Regions from separate parts of the Mus musculus genome. Here regions 1 and 3 are each linked to region 2. The links are chromatin contacts, found by Hi-C or POLR2A ChIA-PET in ENCODE. All regions are on one chromosome and are shown on one strand. The core of a region is the stretch at or near the end of the contact, and the rest is flanking DNA. Distances in the headings are between cores, read along the strand shown. Region 1 overlaps Zmiz1 (zinc finger, MIZ-type containing 1). Region 2 holds the start of Zmiz1 (zinc finger, MIZ-type containing 1). Region 3 overlaps Zmiz1os1 (a long non-coding RNA gene).

Region 1 (3,030 bases), core at 70-2,569, 88 kb before region 2:
GGGAAGGTGGGGGCCTGAGGCCTTTTTTATTTTTTTTTGGCTTTCCTAACCATTTGCACACAGATACAGAAGGCACTCGATACTGACATCTGGACCAAGTGAATGGAGGAAGGCATTGTCATGTTTGCAGTTAACAGAAAGAGCTTGGGCACAGCTGAGTTGGCTTCAGGGTGAACCACAGGCAACCTATGTCAAACTACAAAACTGAGCCTCTTGGTACCTAGCTCCCAGGCCCATGTAAATCCACCTTCTCTAGAAGCTTCCTTGTAGGGTGGGCACCTCCTCATGGCATCCTTGGTAGCACCCATCCTAGCAAGTGTGGGCAGGAGAAAACTAACTGTCACGTACTCTCATTCTCTCCTTGGGGCCATGAAGAACCCTGGTTTTTAAAAACAGTGACCCTCAAAATCTGCTCATGACGTACGATCAACAGATGAAAGGATCTTAGGAAGTGACAAGGCGGGGTAGGGGGTGGGGGGGAGGCGGGGAGCCCAGTGCAAGGCAAGAAGGAACCCTTGGGCAGAGTCAGGGCAGTTCTGTTTTTCTCCTTCCACTTCTGTGACTGTCAGGCTGGCCACAAGTAACACGCGTTACTAAGGAAAACAGGACATTATTAAAATCGGCAACGAAGATGTGGCTCCCACTAAATGCTGCTGCCTTCCTGAGTTTATGGCACAAACTCAAAGAAACCCAGGTTGCATCAGACAGTGAACACCACTCAGAATCTTTCTCTGAGACCCGCAGTCCCAGAAGAAGACTGTGTCAGCCTTGTCTTTACTGTGTGACACTGGTCATGCTCTGTCCTTCTCTGTGTGCCGATGTGCTTCCTGAACTTGCCTTCTCACTTCACAGGCTGTGCATGAAGACAAAGGGGTCTTGACAGATTATATCTAAAGTGCAAGTAAGGCTCAGAGAGCTTCTTCTATGAGTGGGCCACTGTCGGGCTGGAGGGCAGCTGAGGTACTTCTCAGGCAGGGTGGAGGAGTCTGGCCCTGACTCAGGAGGCTGGGGACCAGCTGAAGAGCCACTGTTTACAGTGGAAACAGCCTTGGAGCAGGCTCACTTTTCCACTGTTTTTGTGGCACTGCTTTGGGGGGTGGGGTGGGGTGGGGGTGGTGCAGGGCTTCCTGAGAGCGGGCCAGCTTACCAAGGCCGCATGGAGCCCAGCCCCGTGTCGGCCTCCAGCAGGAAACACATGTTTTCATTTCACAGGTCCTGCTAGGCAGTGTGTGCAGGCTGGGCTGCACGGAGACTCAGGATGTCACTCCTCCAGCAGCTTCAGCCACAGGTACCCATCATATTTCACGCTGCGAGCAGCTGAGCACCCAGGAGCACTCTGCAGACCACAACCCAGGCTGGCAAATTTCCAACCCAGTGGAACTGTTCTAGGCCCAGGGTGGCAGCAATGCCAGTGGACCACTGCACACTTATAACGGGCCAGCCAGGGCGGCAGCCTCAACGTCTAGGGGTAAAAGAAGGATTTCACTGTCTCTTGCTCTGATCCTGGTGAGCTGTTCCGGGTTTCATGCATCGTCTTTGGCTTGAGGTCAGAGACATGCAGGAAGAGATCTCCCTCGGGAGAACAGGTGCAGACTGGAGCTGTGGCGGATAGAGGCCAGAGCTATGCATTTACTCTAAGGGCTCTGGGCCTTTCTAGACAAACACTTCTCAACTCCAGGCCTTGGTTTCCCCCCAAGGCAGGAGACACTCAATGGCTGCATCCTCAGAGTCCCTGGCCCTTAACATCTCCATTTGGCTTGTTCAATGAGCTCTTTACCACCCTAGCATCCCATCTCTGATGAACAGTTTGAACATGCTAGTCCCCACCCGTACTAGACTTCCATTTTAAAGGCTGGGCTTGCAAGAGGGCAACTATTCTGTAGAAGGGGTTCCCAACATGAATATCCCCTCCATGGAAACTGAGAAGAAATAGCCTTGTGTTCTTCTACTAACTCAACGTTCACTGGCTCCCCACTGCCCATCAAACAAAGGTGTGCCCACAGGGCTTTGTCCTGTGACAGGCCTCCTAGGAGTCTCTCTGGAGCTCTACCTGAGTGCTCAGCTATGGGACTAGCTTTGGCTTTCTTCCTGATGTCTCATGTTCTATCCAGTTCAGCATGGCTTCTCCCTGTGCCTCTCATAGGAGCTGTGGGTCTCAGGCAGCCCTACAGAAGACTCTCTTTGGTTCTGCAGCTACAGTAAACTGGGTACATTGACTACCTTAGAGGATGCTAAGAAGGCTCCTACCTGGGTGTCCTGTGCCACAGCTGACAGCATGGGATATGCTGGCCATTTTGGTATTCCTGGATAAGGCTAGCTCCCACTGGATGGCAAGGATCCATCCTCCCTCTTTATTACTCTACACACTTTCTTCCTGGACTTACCCCGACTAGTCAGAAAATAAGATGAGCCGAGCCCAGGTGCTTTGCAGATAGCATTGCTGTGGCTCTCCAAGCAGCTCCCTGTCTTATGGGAACTAACAGGGAGCCAGCCCTATCCCTGTAAAGATGCAGGTGGCTCCCTATGCCCATGGTTGAGGCTGGGGCTCAGGCCTGAAAGTCAGGTGGGGCCAGTTCACATTCTGGCTCTGCCTTCCACTGGGTGTGTGGCCATGGGTGGAGTGCTTAGCGTAGCCATCAGTGCCTTAGTTTACAAACAATTTGTGGTTGGTGTTAAGTCCCGCCCCCCTCCCCAAGCAGAGTCTTACTATTTAGTCGGAGTTAGCTTCAAACTTGAGGTAATCCTCCTTTGGCGCAGTCGGAGTTAGCTTCAAACTTGAGGTAATCCTCCTTTGGCGCCGGCAATGCTCTGAACTGTAGGCGAGTACCCCCACGCCAGGGTTAAAACAAACATCTAGGAAGTTTAAGTTAGATGGCGTACACAAAGAAATGAGAGCAAGTACTAACCAATACAGCTACCATTAAGGCTCTCCTGACACACAGCGCATAGTCTCAAGCAGTCATGTGCACCCCACACGGTGACACCTTGACTGACTGCTAAATTTGGGTTCAGTGGCCTTGGGCAAGTCAC
Region 2 (3,190 bases), core at 482-2,981:
AAGTTTTCGGCAGGTAGAGGGAAGGGCAGAGTAGCCGCGGCGATCCGCTGTCCCCGGGGGAGGGTGGGGGGCCCAAGCCCGCAGTCCTGGCGCGCTCCTGTCCGCTAGCCCTCCCGCCCGGGTTGTTTACATTCCTGGAGTGTCTTTTAAACCGGAGGCTGTGGCCGGCTCCTGGCCTTCTCCCGCGGCTTCGGGGCAGTCTCCCGTGAAAATCTGCTGGCGCACAATGGCCGGGAGAGGAGGCCGCCCCTCTCCCGCGCCCCCACCGCTCCAGGGCGGGGAGCCTGCCCTCTGCACCGCGCCCTCTCCCCGCCTGGCCAGCTTCCTGGACAGATGTCTCCGGCCAGGGGGCGACGCGCTCCCGCAGCCTGCACCGCGACACCGAGGCCGTGCTCCCCACTGTTTTCTCCCTGGCCCTGACGCCAGGAATGTGAAACAAGCTTTCTGAGCTTCCCTCCCACAATCCGGACCGAGCTTCAGCTCCGGCCCGGCCCCTCAATCTCCTCCCGGGTCGGCCTCCCACTCCCCCGGGGCCACCGCCGCCGGAGACAGAGAGGAAGAAAGAACACGGGGAAATTACTTTCGTATTTGCAACGCGCGCGCACACACACACAGACACATCTTCCCCTTGGGCTCGCCTCCCGACTGGGGCAGCCCCGGCCAGGCGTTGGCCTGAAAGCCCCTTCGGCTTCCGAAGCCCGAACGAGAAGCCTCGACACATCTCTTCAACGTGTCCTGCTTCAGCCACGCGCCGCGTTTCCCTGGGCTATTCTCCCCCCAAAACAACTTAACCGCGCCCCCATCTCCCATGTACAAAAGTGTGTTCTCCATAGAAATTCGGAGGCACAACTTAACACCACCAACCCTTGCCACCCTAGAATCCAGCGCCTTCCCGGAGGTTCTCCTACGCACACAGGAGCACAACTTCACATCTTTCCAAAAGAGGCAAGGGAGAAGCAGCCAGTCCTTCCCGGGTCCTCTCCTCCCTCCTCCGAATCCGTATCCCGGCTGGCTCCCGACTGATCGGAGCGACGGCTGGGAGGCGCGCCGGCAGGAGGCGGGCACCGAGTCCGAGCGCACAACCGCACCGGCGCCCCGTACACCCGAAGAACCCCGGGTCCCCGCGCTCATCCGGAGCCGCTCTACACAAGCTGGGCGCTCGCTGGTGGCCAGAGCCTCCGCCCCCGGCGGCCAGAGCAGCGGGCCGAGCCTGCACGGCTGGCTTCTTTCGCCCGGCCAGAGCTAAACCTTTAAGAGGAAAGCCCTAGTATAGTACACGGCGCTCGCACCCCGATGATCCGCCGGGAGCGGGTGGAAGCCTCGGTGTTAACGGGCGCTTGGCTCTGTCCCCAAACTTACCGGGCGCTGCGAGCACCACTGCCACCGCTGGAGGACGCGCCGCCGCCACCGCCGTGTAGGGCAGGCTGGAGCCGGGAGGAGCGCAGCGAGAGCGCGGAAATCCACTCGGCTCCGACTCCGGCTCCGGCTCCTCACCGGCCGGGGCTAGGGTCAGCGCGCTGCGCGGGCGCTGCTCGCTTGCTCTGCAGCCGGATCGCTGCTCGCCCGGCCGGCAGCTTGCTCTCCCGGGCGCCCGCCGCCGCCGCCGCTCGCTTTTTTAATGTCCACAGACAGTGAAAAGGAACTCGGCGTTAGGGGGTGAGTAAGTGAATCAACTCGCCCGGAGCCGAGCAAGTTGAAGTGTCAGATTACATTGGCTATTCTATTTCCAAAGGGCCCCGCGCCGCCGGCCTCCCGCAAAAGCCGGCACGGAGTCACGGCGGGAGCGGAGTGCCGCGCCTCCGGCGCGCAGCTCTGCTTGCCTTGGTTCGCTCTCCATCTGCGCGCTCGCTGCGCTCTCCTTTTCTCTTTTCCTTTCCTTTCCGCCTCTCTCCTTTCCCTTCTTTTCCTCCCTTTCTTCTCCGTTCCCAGGTCTCAGCTCTTTTCCGAACCCTGTTAGGCACCGCGCCACCCTCACCCTCCTCTGCTGCTCGTTCACTCTCGTCCCTCTTCTCGCCTCCCTTCGCTGCTCTTTAACGCCCCCCTCTCCGCATCCCATAAGTTTGGAGCGGAGAGACTGATGTGCCTAGGAAGGGATCACATTGGTAGGAGCAAAATTACTTCCAGAAGGCGTACCCCGCTTCCTACTGGTCCCCTGCAGGAGTGCACTGAGACCTCAGGTGCTGTCAGCTATCTGAATTGGGGTGACTGGATTGCTAATGAGACACTGTGTGCGAAACTTCCATGTAGATTTTGGGATTATTCCTAAAACAGGGTGAGAGAGGGTGAGAGGACCCTAACCTTCACTACCACCGGTGACGCAGGGGAGACTAAAGTGCGCCTCCATTGACATCTTGAGAAAGAGCGAGAGGTGCAGCGAGAACCATAAATACCCACTACTACTTGAAGTTAAGAGCAAGGACGCCTTAGTGCCTGGTAGGGAGCGCCTGGGGCGCTGAGAGCCGAGCGCTCCCGCTTTGCAGAGGTGGAAATAACCCAACCAAGCCCACAGCCCAGGGCTGGGCTCCACTCCTACAGTGGCGAAGAGCACTCACGAAGCAGTTAGGTGCGCTCACTTGCGGAGGTTCCCCTCACAGACCGGCCCCCAAGTGTATCCAAGTGCGCACTCCCTTTGGCTCTTGTCCATTACCACTCACACAGAAACTCCTACACAAACGGCAAACGGGTTTGCGCCTACCTTACAGCATGGCACGCATACTTCTCATAGCACGCATGACCCCCTCCACACACTTGTACACACACTTTCCATCCCAGTTATGCCCGTGCACCTGGAGTCATACAATTGAACACACAAATATAGTGTACACCACCCCCGGTACGTTTAAAAACAAAACAAAACACGAGGCATTCCCCCGTGCACTACCTCTCACATTCGCGTACACATACCACACATGTTCCCCTTACTCTTCCACATCCCTTCCTCAACCCCACCCGCCTCTCGATTAGAGGTAATGTAGTCCTAAAGACAACAAGCGTCTAGGCTGGACCCGCGCGCGCGCGCGCGCGCGCACGCGCTCCCCTTCAGGACAGGCGGGGGAGGCTTGGGTCTGAGCCCGCTAGGGACTCCAGGTGTGGCGATAACTCCGTGCTCCGCGTTTTGCAGGCAGCCACGGTGTCGGAGGCGAGGCGAGGAAGGGAGCTGGAATAACAAAGGCAAGTTGGGAAGAGCGCA
Region 3 (3,190 bases), core at 609-3,108, 110 kb after region 2:
TTGGGGGAGGGGAAAGGAGAGCAGACCATTCTTGGTAGAAGAACAGGACAATGGAGGCTGGAGGTGGAAAGCCATTTGTCCCTACTGCCTTGCTCAGGAAGTATCTACCCAAGGCATCCCGTCTCCTTTGGTAGGTGAAACTTCACACTCAATGCAGGCCCTTGAAACTCTGTCTCATTCACCCATGACACCTCCTCCTCCTCCTCCTCCTCCTCCTCCTCCTCATCCTCTTCCTCTTCCTCCTCCTTCCATAAAGCCAGCAGATATTTCCTGGACACCTATTATGTGCTGGACTCTGTACTTGTGTCTGGACAAAGCAGAGTCACCAGGAGACACTTCTTGTTCTTAGTATTAAGGGATGTGAGAAAGAACATCAGATGACAAACAGTCTCTTAGAAGGCTGTGTAAGGAGCTGGATAGGTTACGGACTCATAGGTAAGGTGGTCAGAGAGTGTCTCCAAGGAGATAGCCTAGAAGGCATTCCGTTCCTGTAACAAAACACCAGAGGCTGAGTAACAGAGAGATTTATTTAGCTTCGTTTCAGAGGCTGGAATTCTGAATCTGGTGATGTCTCTGGAGGGAGCCCTTACCATATCACAGCACAGATGGCATCATGGCGGGTGTGTGAGTGATGAGACAAATCGGGAAGCCAGCTATTTTTAGTGGGACTGGTTCTTTAAAGAGAACTGGCTCTTACAGGAATGAAGTGAGGTCCCAGGAGAGTTACCTTAATACCACCACAAGGCAGTGCCCCAGTGACCTCCCTCCCTCCTGCTCGATGCCACCTCTCAAAGGCCTACCATCCTTCATACCAGCACACTCAAGGACCAAAGTTTTATCATATAAACCACACTTGAACCATTGCAGGAGGGGACACTGAACCTTGAGATCTGAGTCTAAGGTCAGGGAAGGGTGTGTAGAAGTTAAGGACCTTGGCTTGTTCAAGGCTGTTGTTTTTGCTCAGAGTGGAGGGAGAGTGATGGCCCGGGGCCAGCAGTAGGATTGCATATGGCTTTGCAAGGCAGGAAAGGGGCTCAAGTTTTATTCCAACCAGATGAGGAGACTTCAGAGGGTTTTAAACAGACAATTGATGGGATCCAATTACTTTCCAAATTAATTGAAAGTAGGAGATTGTGAGTTGAAGTTGGAGGGGAGCCAGGTGACTCTGTACAGTTCAATTCCAGGTGGCTACAGCTTGGCCCTGTGGAGAGAGGGGCCTGAGATATGTCTCTAAGGTGGGAAGATGGGTCTGTTAGAAGAAGATATGGAGGCAGTCAGAGAAGGAGGGAGGGAGGGAGGGAGGGACGGGGCGGGGAGAGGAGAGAGAGGGAGAGAGAGAGAGACAGAGAGAGACAGAGAGATAGAGACAGAGAGAGGGAGAGGGGAGGGGGAGGGAGAGGGAGGGGGAGGGGGGAGAGAGGGAGAGGGAGAGAGAGAGAGAGAGAGAGAGAGAGAGAGAGAGAGAGAGAGAGAGAGAGGCAGGCATGTAAAGTGAGACTCTGATCTGATGGAGAGAGGTAGTCATTAGGACAGGACAGATGTGGGGTTGGGTGGGAAGGGTGATTTGACCCTGACCCCACTGATTTTGGACTGGCTATGAGACAGCCAAGTGGAACAACTAAACAGGTAAATTACCATTGCGTTGCTGGAAGGGTAAAAGTAGGGTCAATGCCAGATTGATCTGGGTCTGTTTCTTCCTTTTCTGCTTTCATGATGTAGCCAAGGTCATTGCAGCCTGAAGATATCACAGCCAGAGCCCAAGGCCTTCCCTGTGTGTGGTCTGTGGTGTCATGACATCCTGGAGGCCAGTGCCAGCCAGGGGCTGACGTCATCCATCATGTGTTTCTGTCCTCCCCTGTGTCAAGGGTGGGCATGGCTCCAAGCCACTGATTGTGAGAAGAGCTGAGCTCACCTTCCTAAGTACTCACAGTGCTTAGGACTAAGTACTGCAAGCAACCACAGGCCTGGAAAGTAAGAGTGGAGGCCCCTCACTTTACAAAGGGGAGTGAGGTACAGGACACCAAAACTGGATTCAGATAAGCAAGTTGAATACTTAGCTACTTCCTTTTACATCTATGTTCAGTCAGTAAATAGTTGCTCATTTTCTTATTCAGGGAGAGGGAAACTGAGGCCTTGTGTGTGAGCAGCTTCTAGCTGAAGTGTTTACAGTCCAAAGATCCAAGAAGCCAAAGCTCTGTTAAGTGGTTCTGGGGCCAAGGTTCCCTTGTCAGCTGTTTGTGACAAGCCTTTGACAATACAAACAGCAGTGGTCTGGGGAAGCAGAAGTATGGACAGAGACACACTGGCTGAGGACAGATTAGCTGGTGGTTGGGAAGGAGAGACCCTTGGTTATGTTAGACTTCTTCCTTGGGGGAGCTGCTTATAGGACAGGGGATGGTAGGGGCCTCTTCATGGGCTGGGCAGGCTTGGTCCCGGCTCTTCTGCTGACTGTAGACTGACTGTGTGCCTGGGGGCAGGTTTGCAGTAGCTATGACCCACGAACTAAGACTGGGTTAGAATGAAATCTTCAGTGAGTAAATAGCAAGTACCTACGGTGTGCCCTGCTGTAGCTCAGCCCTGCCATTAGTCAGTTTATTATTTAGTGACAGTGCAGGCAAACAAACACTGAACAGTCTGTATATTGTCTCTTCCTGGTGAGAGGGAACAGCAAACTTAGGCTTCCTCTGGAGGTATGTTAGCATTGCTGTGGAGGAGACGTGCTTTTTAAGATGGACCCTGAAATGGGGCCAGTGGGCAGGCAGGGGGGATGGCGTTGACGCAGGCTCAGAGGGAGGGAAGCAGTCACATCCACAGTAGAAAAGAACTTGATTTTTTTTTTAAAAAAAGGATTTAGTTAAGTTTTTTTTGTATGTACATGATTTGTCGGCATGCACGTGTGGGTGCACCTGTGTGCAGGTATGGGGTGTGCATGCTCACTGAACCTGGGCCTTTTCATCCTGACAGTCGAGCTGTTCAGTCTGCTCCTGCTAGTCTGTCCTGTATCTAGAGCCCTGGGGATCATAGGTAGGTCACTATGCATGCCAGGTTTTTATGTGGGTGCTGGGGTGCCAAATGCAGGTCCTCAAACTTACACAGGAAATGCTTTATCCATGAAATCTTCTCCCTGATATTTTTTAAATATTTTTATTACATATTTTCCTCAATTACATTTCCAATGCTATCCCAAAAG

The links. Hi-C counts contacts between places; a loop is a spot of excess contacts on that map. ChIA-PET counts read pairs that join two places held with the same protein, here RNA polymerase II (POLR2A).
Region 1: a map of left cerebral cortex shows a loop between it and region 2 (2.7-fold over the local background). The contact joins the enhancer-like site here to the promoter of Zmiz1 in region 2. A Hi-C loop is called at or near these places in 2 of 37 maps with a recorded cell type or tissue (gastrocnemius and left cerebral cortex). POLR2A ChIA-PET finds 5 or more read pairs at or near these places in 1 of 5 experiments (Patski).
Region 3: a map of adrenal gland shows a loop between it and region 2 (8-fold over the local background). The contact joins the enhancer-like site here to the promoter of Zmiz1 in region 2. A Hi-C loop is called at or near these places in 1 of 37 maps with a recorded cell type or tissue (adrenal gland). POLR2A ChIA-PET finds 5 or more read pairs at or near these places in 1 of 5 experiments (Patski).

The regions. Positions count from the first base shown.
Region 1 is chr14:25,545,587-25,548,616 of GRCm38, reverse strand. The region is part of intron 3 of Zmiz1 (zinc finger, MIZ-type containing 1); the gene reads right to left. Among named protein-coding and RNA genes, the nearest start is that of Mir3075, 13 kb to the right of the region's middle. Within about 2 kb of position 1,319, at least 2 of the 3 ENCODE cell types and tissues checked have a DNase peak (open chromatin) inside an H3K27ac peak, as active enhancers do; they include gastrocnemius, where a contact is called at or near this core.
Region 2 is chr14:25,457,726-25,460,915 of GRCm38, reverse strand. It overlaps Zmiz1 (zinc finger, MIZ-type containing 1), which reads right to left and starts at 1,731. Exons shown (of 24, transcript NM_001310666.1): 1 at 1,360-1,731.
Region 3 is chr14:25,344,824-25,348,013 of GRCm38, reverse strand. The region is part of intron 1 of Zmiz1os1 (a long non-coding RNA gene); the gene reads left to right. Among named protein-coding and RNA genes, the nearest start is that of Gm41113, 33 kb to the left of the region's middle. Within about 2 kb of position 1,858, at least 2 of the 3 ENCODE cell types and tissues checked have a DNase peak (open chromatin) inside an H3K27ac peak, as active enhancers do.